Linked DNA regions of Homo sapiens: region 2 is linked to region 1. The links are chromatin loops, found by intact Hi-C in ENCODE. Cell type or tissue: PC-9. All regions are shown on one strand. Each heading gives the region's core, and the rest is flanking DNA. Links, peaks and the distances in the headings are about the cores only.

The links. A loop is a pair of places that touch in the nucleus more often than their neighbours do. Peaks named below come from ENCODE experiments on the same cell type or tissue, not always from the same donor. Only the 100,000 strongest peaks of a DNase experiment are listed, where the experiment ranks them.
Region 2: a loop joins it to region 1, with 23 times the contacts of the local background. A loop is called at or near these places in 3 of 110 quality-filtered maps.

Annotation. Positions count from the first base shown.
Region 1 is chr2:200,699,269-200,709,109 of GRCh38, reverse strand. It overlaps the pseudogene AOX3P-AOX2P and the pseudogene AOX3P. Among named protein-coding and RNA genes, the nearest start is that of LINC01792, 31 kb to the left of the region's middle. In PC-9, for the core only: a CTCF peak has its summit at 5,766 (motif pointing right); a DNase peak (open chromatin) is centred at 5,799.
Region 2 is chr2:199,700,389-199,710,229 of GRCh38, reverse strand. It overlaps a transcript of FTCDNL1 not described here. Among named protein-coding and RNA genes, the nearest start is that of LINC01877, 97 kb to the right of the region's middle. In PC-9, for the core only: CTCF peaks have their summits at 5,245 and 5,445 (motif pointing left); no DNase peak of the experiment used is centred there.

The DNA of each region.
Region 1 (9,841 bases), core at 1,037-9,036:
ATCTAATCTGTTATTGTTTGCACCTAGGCATATATACAATATTTGCTACAAATTCTACTTTTTATTATGCTGTATTCAATCCAAGATAAAAATAAAGCAACAAAAGCAAACAGATGAAAGTGAACATTTTAAACTTTATAATCTCATATCTTTCTAGAGAGAGGAATAAAAAACAAACTAGGACTTGTTCTGGTTTAAGGCTTGCATTGGTTGCTCCTGCAAGAAAATGACCATTTAGAGGAATTTGCTGTATTTCTTCCACTAGGAAGGAAAAAAAATTTCATTTAAAGATATTATATACTATTGAAACTACTATTATTAAATTTAGGATTTCTTATTCTGAAAATACATGCTAAAATTAAAATTAAATTGAAAAATAGCCACACATAATATCGTGACTATCCCAGATTCTGGTTGTATCCAGATGTATCTGGGAGCCCTGTCTTGGGAAAACAGTCTCCTACCTGTGCTAATGGAGCAGAACTCCTCCAGTTTATGGGGAACATTCTGTCAAGATTACAGTGTGCAACTTACAGGGAAGAATGGTGGGAATCAGTGGGTAAATGTGGTGACAGTGACAGACAGAGGGGTGTGTTGTGGGGAGAGAGATTGTGAGTGATTTTGAAGAGTTGAAATGTCTGGAGAGTGATGGTGATAAAAGCGGATATATTACTCATGAGAATAGTGACATTGGCTGATGAAATACAAATGCCAGCAGTAACATCAATAAATGAAACAACCTTAAAGTCCAGTGATTATTTTAAACCCAAATCCTAAAACATAGCCACACAAATAAATGTTACTCTCTTTGAAATGGCCAGCTTGGGAGAGATTATACATTTGTCTCAATAGTGCTGTCATGACATTGTGGGAACTCTGGGGGATATTCTTTCAGAGTCTGTAGTCTCAGGGGTGATAAATCTTTATCCTTTGAAGGTGAGTTTGATTTTTGGTAAGAGGTCAAAGACATTCAGAAACCAGTTTGACGTGTAAGGCAGTGGGTCAAATTGGCCATCACACTCTTTGGTCAAAAGTCTAGTGAAAAAGAGACTAATTTTTTCTCATGTAGTTTGTAAACCAAGAAGTGTTCTGTTCTGTCTTTTGTTTCACCATGTAGAGTCACTTCCTCAGCCTGGTCCTACTAGAACTTTCCTTTCAAATCAATGTACCTGACAAGGTCTGTATTATTCAATGGGCCCTTGGCACTATGAAGGGTATCTTGTGATTCTCATGAATCCCCTTCAGTGGATTTCACTGTAGTTATACATTTCCCCATAAAAGCTACTTATGAAATTGCGAGATAATAAAAAATACATATAGTGGTCCCTGACCTCAGTTCTTGAGCTCCTAAAACCCTGGTAGGTAGGGGCACTAGAAGAATCTTTGGTTTTAACATTTGGTCTTTGATCTCCAGGCCTGACACAGAGCTCCTAAGACCTTTGTAATTTCCTCAGTGACAGGTACATCTGACACAGAGCTCCTAATCCCTTGGAATTTTCTGGGTGACAGCATCTTCTATCCTAATGAGGTGGTGGTTGGTGGGCTCCTGGTTAGCCTGAGAATGGGGGCTGGTTGCCAAGGGAATCAACCTTGCAGTTAGAGAGTTGGAACTTTTAGCCCACCCCCTGATGCAGAGAGGAGAGAGGCTGAAAGTTGAGTGGCTCACTAAAGACCAATGATGTAATCAATCATGCCTATGAAATTAAGCTTCCATAAAAACCCAGAAGGTCAAGGTTCAGATGAGTGTCTGGATAGCTGAATGCATGGAGGTTCCTGCAGGGTGGCGTGCCCAGGGAGGGCATGGAAGCCCCACACCCCTTCCCACATCCCTTCCTCTATACATCTTTTCCATCTGGCTGTTAACCTGTATCCTTTGTAATATCCTGCATAATAAATGGGTAACTGTAGGTAAAGTGTTTCCCTGAGATCTGCGAGTCACTCTAGAACATTAACCAAACCTAATGTTTGGTTATGGTTTGGTCATGGGAGCCCCCAATTTCTATCCTATAGGTCAGAAGTTGCAGAGGCCTGGATTTGTGATTGGCATCTGAAAAGGAGGGCAGCCTTGTATGACTGAGCCCTCAACCTGTGGGGCCTGACACTGTCTCCAGGTAGGGAGTGTCAGAATTGAGTTAAATTAACTTGGTGTCCACTGGAGAACTGCTTGGTGTGTGAGGAAAAATCCCACACACATCTGACATCAGAAGTGTTCTGGGATGAGTGGTGTGTGAGGGTAGAAAAAAGTATGCTTTTTCCTTCAAAGTACCAAAGTATAAATTTTTAAAAATGTAAATGATCTCTTTAGAACCTAAGCAAACAAGTCCGAGACAAAAAGGAAGCCATAAAGCTGTTAAAATAAAACTGCCTCTAAAATAAAACTCTATGCTTCATTACATTCTAGTCTTGCTTTATAACATTAATCAATTACAAGTGCTTTGTCTCTTGATAGTGACTAGATAAGAAGAAAGACAGATTGAGATGGTTTCACACATGCTTCCTGATCACTTAAAGTGTGTCATATTCATCCACTATCCTGACAATGTCTGTGCTTCCAGTTCTATCCACAGCAAAATGAAAAGTTAGTATGGTAACCAATGATTTAAATAACAGGTTCATATTATTCCACAATTCTGCATTCAATACACTTATAAAACTGACATCAGCACTTCTGAGGGAATTCAGTAGCTCACGTTTTGAAGCAAGGTTGAGTACGCAATTGCCTACACCCAAAGCAGGAATGAGATCAGAAGTTGAAATTCTGCTAACAGTTGACTTCCTAAGGATGAAAATAAAAATTAATCAGCAACCTCAGGGCTTTTATTATGAACACTGAATTAAATAGAGAATGACATTTCTTTTCAGTCTCAGCAATTAGAATAAAAAGTGCCAGCATAAATGAGAGATTTTCTTGCAAATCTTAAAATGTTTTAGAGGAATCACTAATCCCTTTATTTATTGGCGAAACAGAAGTGTGAAGACAAATCGTGAAAATCACTTCCATGCCACCCACTTCTAATTTCTGATTAGGAGAGGACTCCAGTGATTTACATATGAAGAATTTATTTTCCAACTCTGCATGTCTAGCTTGCTTGATAATAGGAAATAGTTAAGGAGAGTAACCCCAGGTGCTTGCAGCTGGTGGTGGGTGGGTGGGGTTAGTAGAGTATATCTGAGAAGAAAGGGAGCAAGGGCTGTTTGGGGTGAGATGTGGAGGGGGAGGCAGGAGCTGAGCCAGAGAGGGTTTGAAAGAGGAGACTAGGCAGCATCCCAGAGACAGCGACATCTGCAGGGTGGGAAAAGTTGATCTCCCAGCCAAGATATCACCACTAAAACCTACCCATGGCTGCAATGCAGATTCAAGGAGCACAGAGGTGACAATATACCGAGAGATTCAGATGTAAGAGGGGGCAGAGGAGAGATGGCTTGTGGGCAACATACCCTGACAACCTTTGATCTGGGGAAGCTGCCTCCTGGAAAAGGCCATTGATGGGGATTTCATCATTGAAGAATTTACTTTGAGTAACAAATTGCAGCTAGAATGACTGAGATGAACCTAGCTGGTTAAAGGCCCTCCCTCCTATAAAGATAGAACTGTTGTAATCAGGCAGCCTAGAATGTGCATGTCACAGGATCCAGAAGAGGCCAGCAGAAACACCAAGCCACAGTAATCAAAGAGGAGGGTGCAGACCGGACCATAGAAACAATCCAGTGATTCTTTCATACAGAGGCATTGAGGGTTAGCAAGGATAATGCTGCTGCTGTTATTTATAGTTGATAATTACATGTATATTTGTAGTCAATATTTTACAGCTATATATCATATATCATAATTGGAATAATACAGAATTACACTGAAAGGTTGAGTTAATTGTGTGGTTCTCATTCATATTTGTTATCAGGTCAATTGTTCTCAATGAACCCATCAGTTATCTCTGTAAGTAACAAGTTAAAGAACCCCTTAGGGAGCTGTTAAAGATAGACATTTCTGGACTGGATAGATTCTCAACAGACAATTGCAGATATGAACCAGGTCATGGGTGGGTGGACCAGGAAGGCAGCACCTCCTCTCTGGCTCCCTATTCTGAAAACTTGGGCATTTAAGTGGCTTATCCACAAGGGTCTGAAATTAGGCAATCTAATATTTCAATCATGTGAAAAACACCAATGGATACAGCAGAAAGTGGTAGAAATCATGAATGATACAACCTTTCCTCACTAAACTACCCACACCCAGATAATTGGTGCAGAAAACCTACTGCCACGTTCCTGATCTATTGTCCAGCCAGGGTTCTCAGATGCTTCAAGAGAGCATGATGTGTCTGTGTGTTCTCTGGGACTTGGGGACCACATCAGCCAGGATGTCCCTCACCTAGGCCAGGCTGAGGCCAGGGTCAGCTCTGAAAGTGAGACACCTTCATTACTATTCTGTAAACCTGGGAAAGAAGAGGGTAAGTCGGAAAGGCCAGAGTAGGCATATAATGCCACCACTCTCTTTCATAAAAGACCCCTTTTTAAATTATTAAATAACACATCTTCATTGTAGACTACCTTGTAAATATAGAAAAGTGAGGAAAAGAGAGTAAACATGATTCAGAATCCCTGAAAAGCAATCAGAACCATTACAGCCATGCTTTGCGCTCTGCTCTAAGGATCAAGAGAGATTTTCCTCATCAGGTGCTGGGTAGCTCCTCTCCCACCATCTCCCCTGCTCTCTGCTCCAGCAACAGGCACTGCCTCCAGTCTCCTGCACAGTGTGTGTGCAGTTCCACCCTCCTTACCTGGTAACTCCCCCTTCCTTTCATCTCAGCTGAGAGAAGCCTTCCATAACTGTCCGATAAGTTTGGGTCACCCTATTACCTGCTCCTCTAACATCACATTCCACTCTTTCATAGCACTTGTCACAATTGCAGTTTTGCATTTCATTTGTTTATTTCTTTGATACCTGTCTTACCCATCAGATTATAAGCTTCATGAGAGCAAAGTCCAGGCCTTTTTCTTTAAGTCATTGTATCCTCAGTGCTTAACACCATGCTTGTTTCCTTGTCTAACTTCACCAAGTCCTTCCCATCTTTATGGTTGAGCTTGAATTCCACACCTCTTTCACCGTACGTCCTTTGGCTCTCTTATCTCTATCATTTCCTACTAAATTTGTATCCAGTTCCATGTGATTGGCACTGAATCATTCTCTAGTTGAACCATAATCCTAAGTGACACTATAGGTATATGCTGACCTGCCTGCCTGCTTTTCTGCCTCCCTCAATTCATAAAACAAATCGGAGCACCTACTGTGTGTCAGGCATGTTCTAAGGGCTGAAAGCACAGACATGTTATCCACTGTCAGGAAGTCAACATTCTCTTAGGGGAAGACAGTCATAACCAGACAATTGAATACGTCAGTTGTAATTTCAGATATGATAAGTGCTATGAAGAACCAAAGCTGGGTAATAGGTTGATTGTGAGAACCGGTGCTTGCAAGCAACCCCTGGTAACTCATCATGGTGATTACAAAGCATTGCCGTACCAGCAGCTGTTGCTCAGGACCATTGTTGTGAAACTGAAAAGCCTCAACTAATGAATCTCTACCTTGTGAATTACTTTTCTTTACCTTTCCATCCCATTCTGTATTATGAGTTTGAAAAAAAGAAAATATAAATATGTTTTATATTTATAATTGCTTATGTTTACAGGAACATAATGGTTCAATAGGTAATATACAAATGTTTTTGGAGTCTGTTTCATCAACACATGTGAATTCACTCAGCAGAGGGAGCTCATGCTTTAATTTTGGGAAATTGGACAGAAAAGGCTCTTGTAAAAAGAACCTGAAGTAGGCTTTGTGGCTCTCATTTTAAATAAGACTTGTTCACAGTACTTCTTGAAGCCGAGACCAGTTGCTTAAGAATGGTTTGATTTTCATTTGCATAAACAGATGCGACATTTTGGGGCAGAGTTTTCTTCAATAAGGTTCTGTTTTGCTTACCAAATAGACCAACTTAGACCAGGCATCCCAGCTCAGGAATCTAAGGATTCATCTAGAAAGAAGGTAACTGTCCCTAAGTTACCTACGTCTCTATGGCTTTTCCTATTACACCCTGAACTCAGAACATGCACTTATTTGACCTGTTTTAACATGACTGTGATTTGGCATTGAAAACTTACAAATAGAGGTTTTTGCCCTTTGAGATTATAAAACAGATATTTATTGAGAGTTCAAAGGATGTTCAAAGGATATTAACAACAAGGTGATTTAGGTTCAAAGGCAAAGACTGAGAGAATGAATCAATTTTTCAGATAAAGGGCCAGCACCATGAAGTTGACTCAGCGGTGTTGAAACCGCAGGTAAAATCAGCAACAGAAACCTACGGGGGGTGTGTGTATGTGTGTGTGTGAGTGTGTGTAAACTACAATTTTCCAGTTATTCAGAGAACTATAAAATGACTGAAAAGGCTGTTTTAGGTCAAAGTTTTTCTAGCATTATGCATGCTCTTATTGTGCATTTCTACAAGGAAAAAAGCAACATTTAAAAAACCTACTTTTTATTATCAAAGAGATTCGTTTGTAGAAAATACAGGGAAAAGTGTTGAGGAGCATAACAAACACAAGTTATTTTACTAGTGCTTGCAACTTTACATATACCTTTAAAATTAGTGTATGTAGCATTTAAGCGGGTATCTATTTTTGTCTTTTCCTTTCTTAAAAATCCCAGATTTTCCTCTCTTAAAAATCCCAGATTTTCCTCAATCAAAATTTAAAAGTCACTAAAACTGAGCTAATCCAAAAAAAGTCAATTTTGAATGCATTCCATAGATTGTGGAGAAATATTCCACTAATCATAAAGGAAAATATTTATGTCAAATACACTTATTGCATCACTCTGTAATTATTCCTTTATATAGCCACATTTCCCACAATACTATTAGTTCCTAGGGAAGAATTCATGTTTTTTTCGGGGGGATTGATTTACCAGCAGGTAGCCCAGTGCCTGGTGCCTGGTAAAAGCCTAATTACCTATAAAATTAATAAACAAATGAGTATTTAAAAATAGTTTTATTCCACCTGTACTTTTCACCAAAAAATGTTGATCTAAAGAATTGAGTCCTAAATTGTGGGGAAAACACCCATGCCTCTCCTTGTTGGGTAGCTTTGAAACAATTGTTAAAATTGGTTCTTCTGAGTTAGAGAAGGGAAAACCGAAGGAATACCTGGCGAAGTTCTGTGGCCTGCGAAAACGGTGCTTGCTATTTACCAGGGAACGTGGTAGCTGCTCTCATCTGCTACCGGAGGGAAGAAAAACGCTAAGTACGCCCTGAATCGTGGAGGTAGTTAGAGACAGCTGAAAGACTTCTGGGTGAACAACAAACATTTTGTTGAGCCCCAGCTCTGTGTAGAAAATTGAATCTCAACAGAGGATGTACAGTCTTTACCAGGATTTTCTGAATCTAGCAGACATTCTAAAGATCCTATGTGGTTCAGCATTACAGTGTCAAATATGATTTCCTCCAGCCACATGATCTCATGATTTGCTTAGTGTCAAATAGCCTGAGCTTGCTTTACCAGAACTATCTGCAACATCAGGATCTTGTTACAGTAAATGAGAACGCACCTTCTTGTATGTTAATCACTATAAATAATTCCAAAATCCTTGCAAGATGGATAATAATTGGATGGAAAACTTCTTTGAATTTCATATCAGGCCCTAAAAGACAGAAGGATTATCACTGGTGGGAAATAAATCAGCTAGATTTCATTTTGCAAATCACACTATGATTCAGAAGTGATAATTACAGATCCTAATAAAGTGAAATAAAACTATTACAATTGTGGCTTGTTTTCCTCCTCAGTAATTTCCCCGATATTGGAACTGAGTTTGATCCAAGCAGTAAATCATCTGTGGATTTTTTCACTCTAGAACCCAATAAAAGAAACATCCATTTTATTATTTACTGATGTTTTAAAAGAATGGAAATTTTAGCCTCAGAAAATTTAATTGCATTCTAGAGTTGGAATGAGAGGCCAGATTGCTCTTTATGAGCCAGATGTATTAATTGCATAACGAGTTGGGCACAGGGGGTGAATTTTAATCACCCAGGAATGTATTTTGATTTATGAGTAGATGCTGCAACTTACATCTCCTTTCGCTAATCTAGTTTTTCAGTATACAAAGTGAAAACCTGCTTCCCCATGAACTAAGGTTTCCCATCATAACAGGGGGGTGCTGGGGTACCTAAGTTTCAGCCTCAGAAGATCTTTCTGGGTTCCTGGAGTGATCCAGGTAGTTCTCTCCCCTTGGAAAGTCAGAGACCCCAAAAGAAAATGGGGTCCCAAATGGAGACCCCAAAAGAAAATTCTCTGCCATTCTCTGCAGTAGACAAATGCAGACTTCATGCTGATGTCAATGACAAAACACACACTTTATTACAGCTCACAAACTGAACAAGAATGAATGAAACCCACCATGGATAACAAAACACATAGAATAGTGGCCTAATTGATTCATAATAGAATCCACTGCTTTGCATATTTATTTTTCCATCTCTTACAGCTTAAAAAGAACAAAATGGATTTTAATTAAATCTTGACTTATAAGAATCCTATGTATCAGTGATGAGTTGTCTAATGTCAAATTTCCAACTGAAGAAATAATTATTGACTAAGTTATGAATGAATATAGCACATTACTAGAGAATTAACTATGTGTGCATTTATTGTCAGGCAACCATGTAGGATTGAAAAACACAGAGTACACCAGGAGACCCAGGTTCTAACCATGGCCTGGCCACTAAGTAGCTAGGTGAGTTTAGGAAAATCCTGGAACCTCTCTAGGCCTGGCTTGCTTTATCTGGAAATTAGGTATTTGACTAGATGATATAGAAAGTGCTTTTGGCTCTCAGAGGCCATTGAAGTATGGGCCACTGTGGCTCTTCGACCCCATTGAAGTGTGGAGTAAGGCTAACTATTGTTGGACAGCAGAAATACAGTAAAAACATAGAACATTAGATTAACTGAAGCCGATGGGGACCTTCCTCTCACAGGCCATTATTTTTTCCCAAGCAAGATTGAGGAGTCTCACAGCTACAGTTGAAAACTGGACTTTTCTCAATTAGCAGATGTAGTTAATGGGCAGAATTTCTTCAAAGTTTTCCTCTTCTCTATTTCTCTAAAACCAATGGCTGTGATAGCTGACAATAAAATGAAATGAACAAGTATAAAATAAATATTTATGAGGGCAATTTGCAAATAGTTGACCATGCTTAATTGGATAGCCTTTTTCTTTTTTTTCTTTTCTCTTCTTTTCTTTTTTAATGAGCTCTGTGCTCCCAGTTTTGATTCCATACAGGATCATCTATTAAGGTAATATTTTCTAAGTCTAAAATTGTTACTATTCCACAAGGTCTAATTAAATTTGCCACTATTTTTATAGTGCTCAACAAAGAATATGGCATTCAAGGAAAAGCCTTTGACTTCTGATCACTCCTTCACATTTATTACATGAGTAAATCTGAGAACCACTGATCTAGCTTTACAGAAGAAAAAAACAATGAGGCCCAAAGAGGGAAAGTGAGCTGGCCAAGGTGACACAAATGGTTAATGTGAACAGGACCATGAACCCAAGGGCACCAGGCTTCTTGGCCAGAGTCCTCTGAAACTGAAATAGTCCCACGCACCTGGAAGAAGAATGGTTTAAACAATTTCTGCAAGTTACTAATGAACAAGGGAACCATTTCTCAAGTAGGAATTGAATTGCTTAATTCATCTGAAATTAACTTTGATGATACCCCTGCAAAAATACTTTATGAAAAATTATTTTGTTCATTGTGGGAGCTATTGAGAGGGCAGATCT
Region 2 (9,841 bases), core at 572-8,571, 1.0 Mb after region 1:
ATTTTAACTAGTGAAATCATCAAAAAGCACAAAAATGTGGCACTAAGTAGATTGTGAAAAAGACACTTCTTTATGGTATCAGAGCTGAAACAAGAAGGCAGAGTGTAGCCTTGTTCACCTCAGCTAGGAACATGCACTTTGGGCAACTCAATTTTTTTGCCACTCTGTATATGTCTATGAATGATGGCAAAAGTTTCATGAGGTTTAATTTTGGGGTTTCAAATAAATTTTAGCAAATAGGCAAATGTGCAAATATGGAAGCTGAGAATAATGATGATCAACTGAATATAGAAAAAGAGATTAACAAATATATGAATGGGACAAATTATGGCTACAAAAGAGGTATTGTGACAATATTGGCACCTCTTACTAGAGAAATAAATAAGATTTTTCTCTAAAGAATGCCTATTTTTACAAAAACCTTTTCTACTTCTTATATTCTTCTCCAGGTATCTTCTTTGCTCCCTCGTCAGCAAAACTTGAACTTGTCTCTGCTTTCTCACCTCCCTTTCCTCTCCATTTCACTGAAAATATTCTTGCTAGATCTGTCTTGCCTAAACCAGTGGCAGATTTTCATTTTTCATCTTACTTAACCTCTAAAACCATTTAATCACCCCAGCCCTCTGAAACATCTTCCTCACTTGGTTTTCAATACAATATGCTCTCCTAGTTTTCTCCTACTCCATACGCAATTCTCAGTCTCCTTTGTCAGTTTCCCCTCCCTGCAATCTATCTCTAAATATTAAAATTCCTCAAGACTCAGTTTTTTGCTTTATTCTCTATCCTCTCTTTCTAGTAGCACAGATGGAAATAGATTTAAACAATTCATACTGTGGAAAATGAGGGGGGCTGTTATTGGCTAGGACTGGCTGCCCTGGGTTAAAAGGAGCATTATCCCCATACAATGTAATAAGTTTGGGAGAAACACTTGTACTGTATGACTTTCAAATTTATAGCTTCAGATTAGGCTTCTCTGAGCTCAGAGTCAGAGTCAGACTGAAATATTCAACTGCCCAGCCAATAGATTTTTGCATCTGGTCATGATGGAGTAACATGCATAAATTTACTTTCTACCTTAAACAACAGGAGAACTGGAGAAAGATATGGAACAGATGTTTTTTAAGTTTTTGAAAACAGGGAGTATAGTATCGGGATTCCAAAGAGAAGAGAAATAATTGCATCTACCCTCTAATTGCCCTAGATTTTCACTTGGGGAACAGGGAGGAGATCCCAAGTAGAGTGTGATGGCTTTGATTTCTCTGAGTTTTGGCAAACAGAAACCAGTGTTCAGGGTATCTGAGGGATCTAGAATTTATAAATCAGAGTTTCAGAAAGAAAGGAGCTACAAAGAAAAAGAGCTCCAGAAATGTACTTATGGATACCATTGAGTTTTTACTAAATACTAAGGCATGCACAAATAAGGTTAAACTTCATTTGGTCAAAGACCAAACAGGGAACTGAATGGTTTCTAAGCTCATAGAATCTTCCAAGAAATAGTCATGCTTTCAGCAGTCAGAGTGGAAAACCCTTGTTGAAGGCACCAAGAATGTAGTAATTGAGATACCAGAAGGTTATGTCTTCATAGTGAAGGTGAAATTTTCCCTGGAGAAAAGGCTGCTATAGGCCTACATAACAAAGACTGAGAACAAACCTTGAAATAATTTGCTTTATTCATAGGTAACTTAACTGTCTAACACAAACACAGCCCAATACTTTTTAAAGATAGATAATGAAATTCAGGTACTAAACAAGATAAAATCCACAATGTCTAGTATTAATAAAAATATTACATATTTCAAGAAGCAGGAAAATCTGATCCATAACCAGGACAAAAAACTGTCAATAGAAACTGACTCAGAAATGATAGTGGGGATGATATTAGCAGACATGAACATTAAAACAGCTATTTAAAAAATATGCATGGTGAGGAAAGGAATTGATGATATAAAAGTAATCATGTGGAACTTCTAGTCATGAAAAAATCACAATATCTGAAATGAAAAATTCTCTGGATGGCATTATTGGCAGATTAGACAATGTAGAATAAAAAAGTGGTACATTTGAAGACATAGCAGTAGACTTATCCAAAATGACATGCAGACATTTAAAAAAAAATTCAGAAAAAAAACTCAGAATCTCAGTGATATGACAATATTAAACAATCTAACATAAATGTATTTGGAATCTAAGAGGAAAAGGAGAGAAGCACAGAAAATAATATTTGTAGAAATTACAGTCAAATATTTCTAAAATTTGATAAAAATTATCAATCTATAGATCCAGGATACAGTACAAATGTAAAGAAAAACACATCAAGACACATCAGAATCAAACTCCTATAAAGCCAAAACACAGAAAATTTTAAAGCATTGAGGAGAAAAAAATAGTGCATTGTGTATAGATGAACAAAGACATAAATTACTGCAGACTTCTGTTCACAAATTATGTAAGTCAAAAGACAATGGGATACTATCTTTAAAGTCCTGAAAGAACTTGTCAACTTAGAATTCTATACTTATTTTTGGGCATTTTTTTAATGGAGAAAAAACAAGTTTGAATTAAACAAAAGCTGAGATGGTTTGTTATCAGTAGACCTGCTCTACGAGATACGTTAAAGAGGAAAGAAAACTTTACCAAATGGAGACATACATATATGCTAAAGGAAAAGAGAGAAAAACCAAATTATCAATATAAGGAATGAAAGAGGAAGCATCATTACAGAACCAACATTCATTAAAAAGAAAATAATGAAATATTATGCCCAACTTTACGATAATAAATCCAATGCCTTGGATGAAATGGGCAAATTTCTTGAAAGACACAAATTGTAAAGATTATTCAAGAAGTAATAGAAAATATTAATAGTAATATTTACATATATATAAAATATTGAATTTATAAGAAAAAATTTGTAACAATGTAATCTTCAGGCCCAGTTGGCTTCACTGGTGAATTTTCTCAAATATTCAAGGAAGAACTACTAATAACATATAAATTCTTTCAGAAAATTGAGGAGTGGGGAGGACATTCCAACTCTATGCCCCATGGCCAAGTGTTTTGTCTCTAAATCTAGGAGTCGAATAACATGCCAGAAACACTTTACCATGGGGCATTAAGTAACTAAGTGTCCATTATCATCTGGGATATATATAAGTGATAACGTCTGACATGCCCAGCAGTAGTTCATCATAAGATGAAAATAGTATATCTGAGAAAGCTCAAATATGGCCAGAGGGCCTAAATAAGCTGACCAGGAGCAGATAGCCCAGATCCCTATGTCAACCAGCACACAGCCCCTTCCCCAGCTTGCAACTATAGCCCTACGGGGGATGTCCCATATAATCGGCTGAAGGAGGGAAAAGCCTGAGCTTGGATTACAGATGGGTCAGCTAATTATGGGGAACAACTAAACATGGTTGAAAGCTGCATTGTAGCCACATTCAGGGGTGGCCTTGAAGGTCAATGAAAAGAAGAAACTTCAGCGGACAGAGCTGTGAGTCGTGCAGCTGTCCATTCACTTTATGGAAGGAGACATGGCCCAAAGTGATAATATATCCATATTCATAAACAGTAACCAATGGCCTTGCCATCTGGTCAGGGGCCTGAAAAGGAAAGTTTGGAAGATAAGACGTCTAGGATAAAGGCATGTGGATGAACATATGGGAGTGGACATGAAGTGTGAAGGTTTTTGTATTATACATTAATAAAAAGCCTCCATCTGTAGTTAAAATGGTTTAACCGGTTGGCATTAAGCAGTTTTTACTATTGGCCTACCTTGAACCAGCATAATTGGAGCATTAACAGAGTGCCCAAGGTGACAGAGATAGAGGTTATGCATGGTCTCATGAGCATAACCTCCTACTTCCAAGGCCAGTCCAATTATTCCTATATTTGAATGTTGAACCCAATTTACCTACTGGGATGTTGTGGTTTCCATCCCTGCATCTCTGGGTTCCTCAGGATTCTAACACCTAAAGAGGGTGCATTTTTACCAGATGACATAGCAAAGGTCACATCAAACTAAGTCTTAACAGTTGTCCCCAGGACACTCTAGACTTCCTGTATTCAGGGAATAGCAGCAAAAAGGAGGTATCACTCTTTTGGCAGGGATAATGGACACTAATCAGCAGGAAGACTTAAGGCTGCCTTTATAAAATGGGGACAGGACAGAAAACATGGAGATCAGATGATGCACTTTCCCCTGTTATAACTGTGAATAGACATGGTTAGCAATCCTAGCCCAAGACAGGGATTATTAGCAAGGGCCCAGAGCCCTCAAGAATGAAGGCTTGGTTCATACCACCTGGTTAGCCAGTGAGACTTCCTGCCCTCCTTTCATAGCTGTCCAACCTGCAACAGATATGAAGTCTCTGCTGGCTACTCCACTGCCTCCTCCTTTATCCTTCACAGGTATTTCCCCAAGTACATCTTTTGTGCATCTAATCTCATCTTGGCATCTGCTTCTTTGAGGAGCCAAAATGACACAGAATGAAACTTGCTCAACTTGATAAAGTGCATCTACACACAATCTACAGCTAGCATTACGATGACTGTTTTCTCTTTAAGGTAGGAAACAAGGCAGTAAGTACACTGTCAGTACTCCAATTCAATATTGTAGTGAGAGCAGTAAGGCAAGAAAAAGAAATAAAAAGCATATGGATTAGGTAGGACAAAATATAATTTATTTACAGATGATTATAAAGAAAATCCTAAGGTGTTTATAAAAAACTTACTAGAACTAAGTGTAGTAAGGTTGCAGTATACAAAATCAGCATACAAAAATAAAGTGTAATTCAAAACATTAGAACTAAAACATTAGAAATTGAAATTGAAGAAAAATATAATTTACAATAGGATAAAAATGATGAAATTTATAGGGATACATTTAGAAGCTATCTGAAACTGAACATAACCAAATTCTGGATTCTCACCACCTCCTGGGGGTAAGGTTCCAGTACTATCTCAGCCCATAGTACTTATGTTCTTTTAGTTGTCCAGACCAAAACTGTAGGATATATTCCTTACTTTCCCCCTCTTACCACATATCTAGTCTATCAACAAGTCTAGTGCATCTTTAAAATATATCTTGAATCCTATTTTCACCACCTTTCCTAGAGCAATCCATGTCCATCTCCCTTGTGTGACCTTCTGACTGGCCTCTGGGCTGTCATTTGTAGTTTCTGTGGCCCCATGAGCTCACAGGCAAACATGTATCTGAGCAGGATGTCCTAGCAGAATGGTCCTGACTCCTGAATGAAGGCTTCCACAGAACCTCAGTCCTCTTAGTGGGGAGAAATTTTCATCTGCAGAATTGTTTCAATCCTTGTTTTATAGCATATTTTGCCTAAAGATTGCTTGGATCTCTATGTCTGTGGATAGGGCTGGTTTACAATTTGGGGTGGTTTACAAGATTCCTAGTTCAAGAGCTCCCTCTGCTGTCAGTGTAGCAAAGTGTGGCTGCTTTCTTTGCTGATTGGCTGTGTGTGAGGGGTGGGGGCACTGATAGGAGGAAGAGTTGTGCATTCTTTTGTTTTTAAGGGTCCTAACTTTCCCATTCTTGCCTTTTCTTTCTGCACTGTACAGTTTTCTAAAGGTGCTTCTCCCTTCCCATTTATCCAGCTCTTCTTGGAAGAGTTACTTTTCCAAGGTGCCACCTTGAGTCCTGCACACACTTACAAGTCTCTTCTCATTTCACTCTGATCAACCACCACACTTTTCAGCATTTTGCATGTAGGAAGGACTTTCTCTTTCTGTGACTTTAGATCACTTTATAGCCTTTGCTTGTCTTCCCTCTTCCCCCCAGTCTTCCCTGGACAGTACTTGCCCCTCGACCCCCAACTCCAAGGCTTGGGGCAGCAGGACCATGTAGGGTAGTATGCTAGGATCTCATGCTCCTTGGTTTTTGTTTTTGTCTTTTTAACTTACAGTAATTGGGAATTTGGATTTTCTCTGTCTTTTATTCATGCCAAGGACAGATTTTTATGTTGCTTTCTTTGTTATTGCTGTTCTTTATTGAGTTGTTTTTTGGAGAATGTGTTGGAAAATACAAACTGACGCAGCAACTATTACCCCAGTTATGGAATTCCTTAGTTCCTGACCTCTTAGGATTTGGGCAACACTGGATATAAAAGGTTATTTCCAGGAAGAGCTATATTTCTAGAGGCAAGATTCAATTGTCCTCTGAGGGGCCGTCAGAAAAACAGTCCTCTGAAATCAAGACTGATTCAGGACAATTTCTGAATCCAGGCTGCAGTGTTCTTAGGAGAAGGGAAGAGTAAAGCCTACTCCGTAGACCTTCATCCATACCTAAAAATGGGTATGGGAAGGGGAGGGTAATTCTATCATTTTAGCTCATTTTTATATGTTTTTAAAAGGTTTATTCTATAGAAAAATTTAACTTTGTGTTATAGAAAAATTTAAATACATACAATAATAAGAAAATAATTTAATAAGCTCCATGCACCCAATAATAACTTTTAAGGGGGTACATGTGCAGGTTTGTTACATGGGTAAGTTGCCAGTTGCAGAGGTTGAATGTACAAATTATTTTGCCACCCAGGTAATGAGCATAGTACCCTGTAGGCAATTTTTTAACCTTCACACCTCTTGCTCAAACCCTCTAATGCAGTGCTGTCCAGTAGAAATATAATGTGAGCCACAAACATAATTTTAAACTTCCTACAAGACATATGGCTTTAAAAAGTAAAGAGAAACAGGGGAAACCAATTTGATCAATATAGTTTACCTAATAAATATATCTAAAATGCGATTTCAATGTCAATCAATATAACAAAATTATCACTGAAGTATCTAACATTCCTCTTTTCATGCTGACTCATCAAAATCTTGGATGTATTTGTTACTTGCAGCACATCTCAGTTTAGCCATTTTTCAGGTGCTCAACAGCCACATGAGCTGGTGCCTACCTTACTGGACAGCACAGTCCTAATACCTTCCTATTACTCTTAGAATAAAACCCAGAGTCGGAACATCACACTCTGGGGACTGTTGTGGGGTGGGGGCAGGGGGGAGGGATAGCATTAGGAGATATACCTAATGCTAAATGATGAGTTAATGGGTGCAGCACACCAGCATGGCACATGTATACATATGTAACTAACCTGCACATTGTGCACGTGTACCCTAAAACTTAAAGTATAATAATAATAAAATTAAATAAAATTAAAAACAAACAAACAAACAAACAAACAAACAAACCCAGAGTCCTTGCCAGGCCTCTAGGGCCTTACATAATCTGGCTTCTTTCCACCTCCCACTCAATCACCCTCCTTAATTTCTGGATTTGACACTGACTTTCTTGTTGGTCTCACCTCAGGGTCGTTCCATCTGCTATTTCTTCGATGGCTGATGCCTTTTCAGGGCTCCCGTCCTCACTTCGTTTTACTTTCTCCTTAAATGTCACCACCTCAGAAAGGCCTTCCCTGGCTATGTTCTATTGCCTGTTTTATTTTTCTTTACAGTGTTTTATCACTATTTGCCACTATATTATACATGTTTTTATGCATTTGTTTATTGTAAACTCCACAAGGGCACAGATCTGTGCTATTTACCATTCTATCTCTGGAACCTAGAATAACAACTGATGCATAGAGGCAGCTTGATAAATATTTGTTGAATGGAAGAAGGAACTGTATTTTTAGATTAGGATTGTATTGACCTGCTAATATTCATTTACCAAAAACTGAGATGCACATTTGGGAGACTATTTATTGAGTATGCTGAGGGTCTGCCACTCTGGTATTTTTTATTCTTAGGCGCTGGTTTGGAATAAAGTTGAATTATTCCTACAAAGGTCGCAAGAGTTGCATCGGGAGGCGAGGGTCTTCTGGGGTTTCTTTTTTCCCACCTTTGTTACCATGTGATGACTCGAATTCTGGTTTAAGACTTTGGTGGAAATATTATTATTGTTTTCTTTCCAACTTTTATTTTAGGTTCAAGGGTACATGTGCAGGTTTGTTACATGGGTAAATTGAATGTCACGGGGGTTTGATGTACAGATTATTTCATCTCCAAGGTAATAAACATAGTACTCAGTAGTGTTCAATCCTCACCCTCTTCTCACCTCCACCTTCGAGCAGGCCCCGGTGTCTGTTGTTCCCTTCTCTGTATCCATATGTACTCAATGTTTAGCTCCCACTTATTTTTTAATATTATATGATTTTATTTTAATTTTTTTGAGACAGTCTTACTCTGTCACCCAGTCTGGAGTGCAGTGGTGCAATCTCAGATCATTGCAACCTCCACCCTCCAGATTCAAGTGATTCTCATGCCTCAGCCTCCTGAGTAGCTGGGATTACCAGTGTGCACCATCACGCCAGGCTAACTTTTGTATTTTTAGTAGAGACGGGGTTTCGCCATGTTGGTCAGGCTGGTCTCAAATTCCTGGCCTCGAGTGATCTGCCTACCTTGGCCTCCCAAAGTGTTGGGATTACAGGCATGAGCTCAGCCTAGCTCAGCCTAGCTCCCGCTTATAAGTGAGAACATGCAGTATTTGGTTTTCTGTTTCTGCATTAATTCACTTAGGATAATGACTTCCAGCTGCAACCATGTTGCTGTGAAGGATGTGATTTTATATTTTTATGGCTGCATAGTATTCCATGGTGTATATATACAACATTTCCTTTATCCAGTCCACCATTGATGGACATCTAGGTTGATTCCATATCTTTGCTATTGTGAACAGTGCTGTGATGAACATATGCGTGCATATGTCTTTATGGTAGAGCAATTTATATTCCTTTAATTCCAATAATGGGATTCTGGGTCTAATGGTAGTTAGTGGCTGAACTAATTTACATTCCCACCAGCAGTTTATAAGCATTCCATTTACTCTGCAACCTTGCCAGCATGCGGTGGTTTTTTTTTTTTTTTTTTTTTTTTTTTTTTTTTTTTTTTTTTTTTTTTTTTTTAAACTTTCAAGTAACAGCCATTCTGACTGGTGTAAGATGGTATCTCATTGTAGTTTTGATTTGCATTTCTTTAATGATTAGCGACGTTGAGCATTTTTAGATGGAATGCTAGAAAACGTAGCATTCCTATACATGAGTTTAACATTGTTCTTAAATAATTGTTGGCCAAAGTTTCATTTGATGAATCTGATTTTTCTGAAATAGATAATTCTGATGATTCACATGATTCTGATGTTAGTTCTGTTTAGAAATAACTCCAAGGACAGTTTTTATATTTTATTTTCACATTGAAAATCAGTCAGATTTGCTTCAGCCTCAAAGAGTGTGTTTATGTAAAATTAAATGAGCACTGGCAGCGAACTGACCTTTTTTTTTTCTAGTTGAGAAAGGGTTAAGTCTTTAATCCATCTTGAGTTGATTTTTGTATATGGTGAAAGGAAGGGTTCCAGTTTCAGTCTTCTGCATTTGGCTAGCCAGTTATCCCAGCACCACTTACTGAATAGGGAGTCCTTTGCCCATTGCTTGTTATTGTCAATTTGTCAAAGATCAGATAGTTGCAGGTGTGCGGCTTTATTTCTGAGTCCTTTAACTTGTTCTATGTGTCTGTTTTTGTATCAATACCATGCTGTTTTGGTTACTGTAGCCTTGTAGTGTATAGGTTGAAGTTGAATAGTGTTATGCCTCTGGTTTTGTTCTTTTTGCTTAGAATCACTTTGTCTATTTGGGCTCTTTTTTGATTCCATATTAATTTTAGAATAGTTTTTTCTAATTCTGTGAAAAATGTTGTTGGCAGTTTGATAGCATTGAATCTGTAAATTGCTTTGGCAGTATGGCCATTTTTACACTACTCATTCTTCCTATCCATGAACATGGAGTGCTTTTTGTTTGTTTGTTTGTGTTGTCTCTGATTT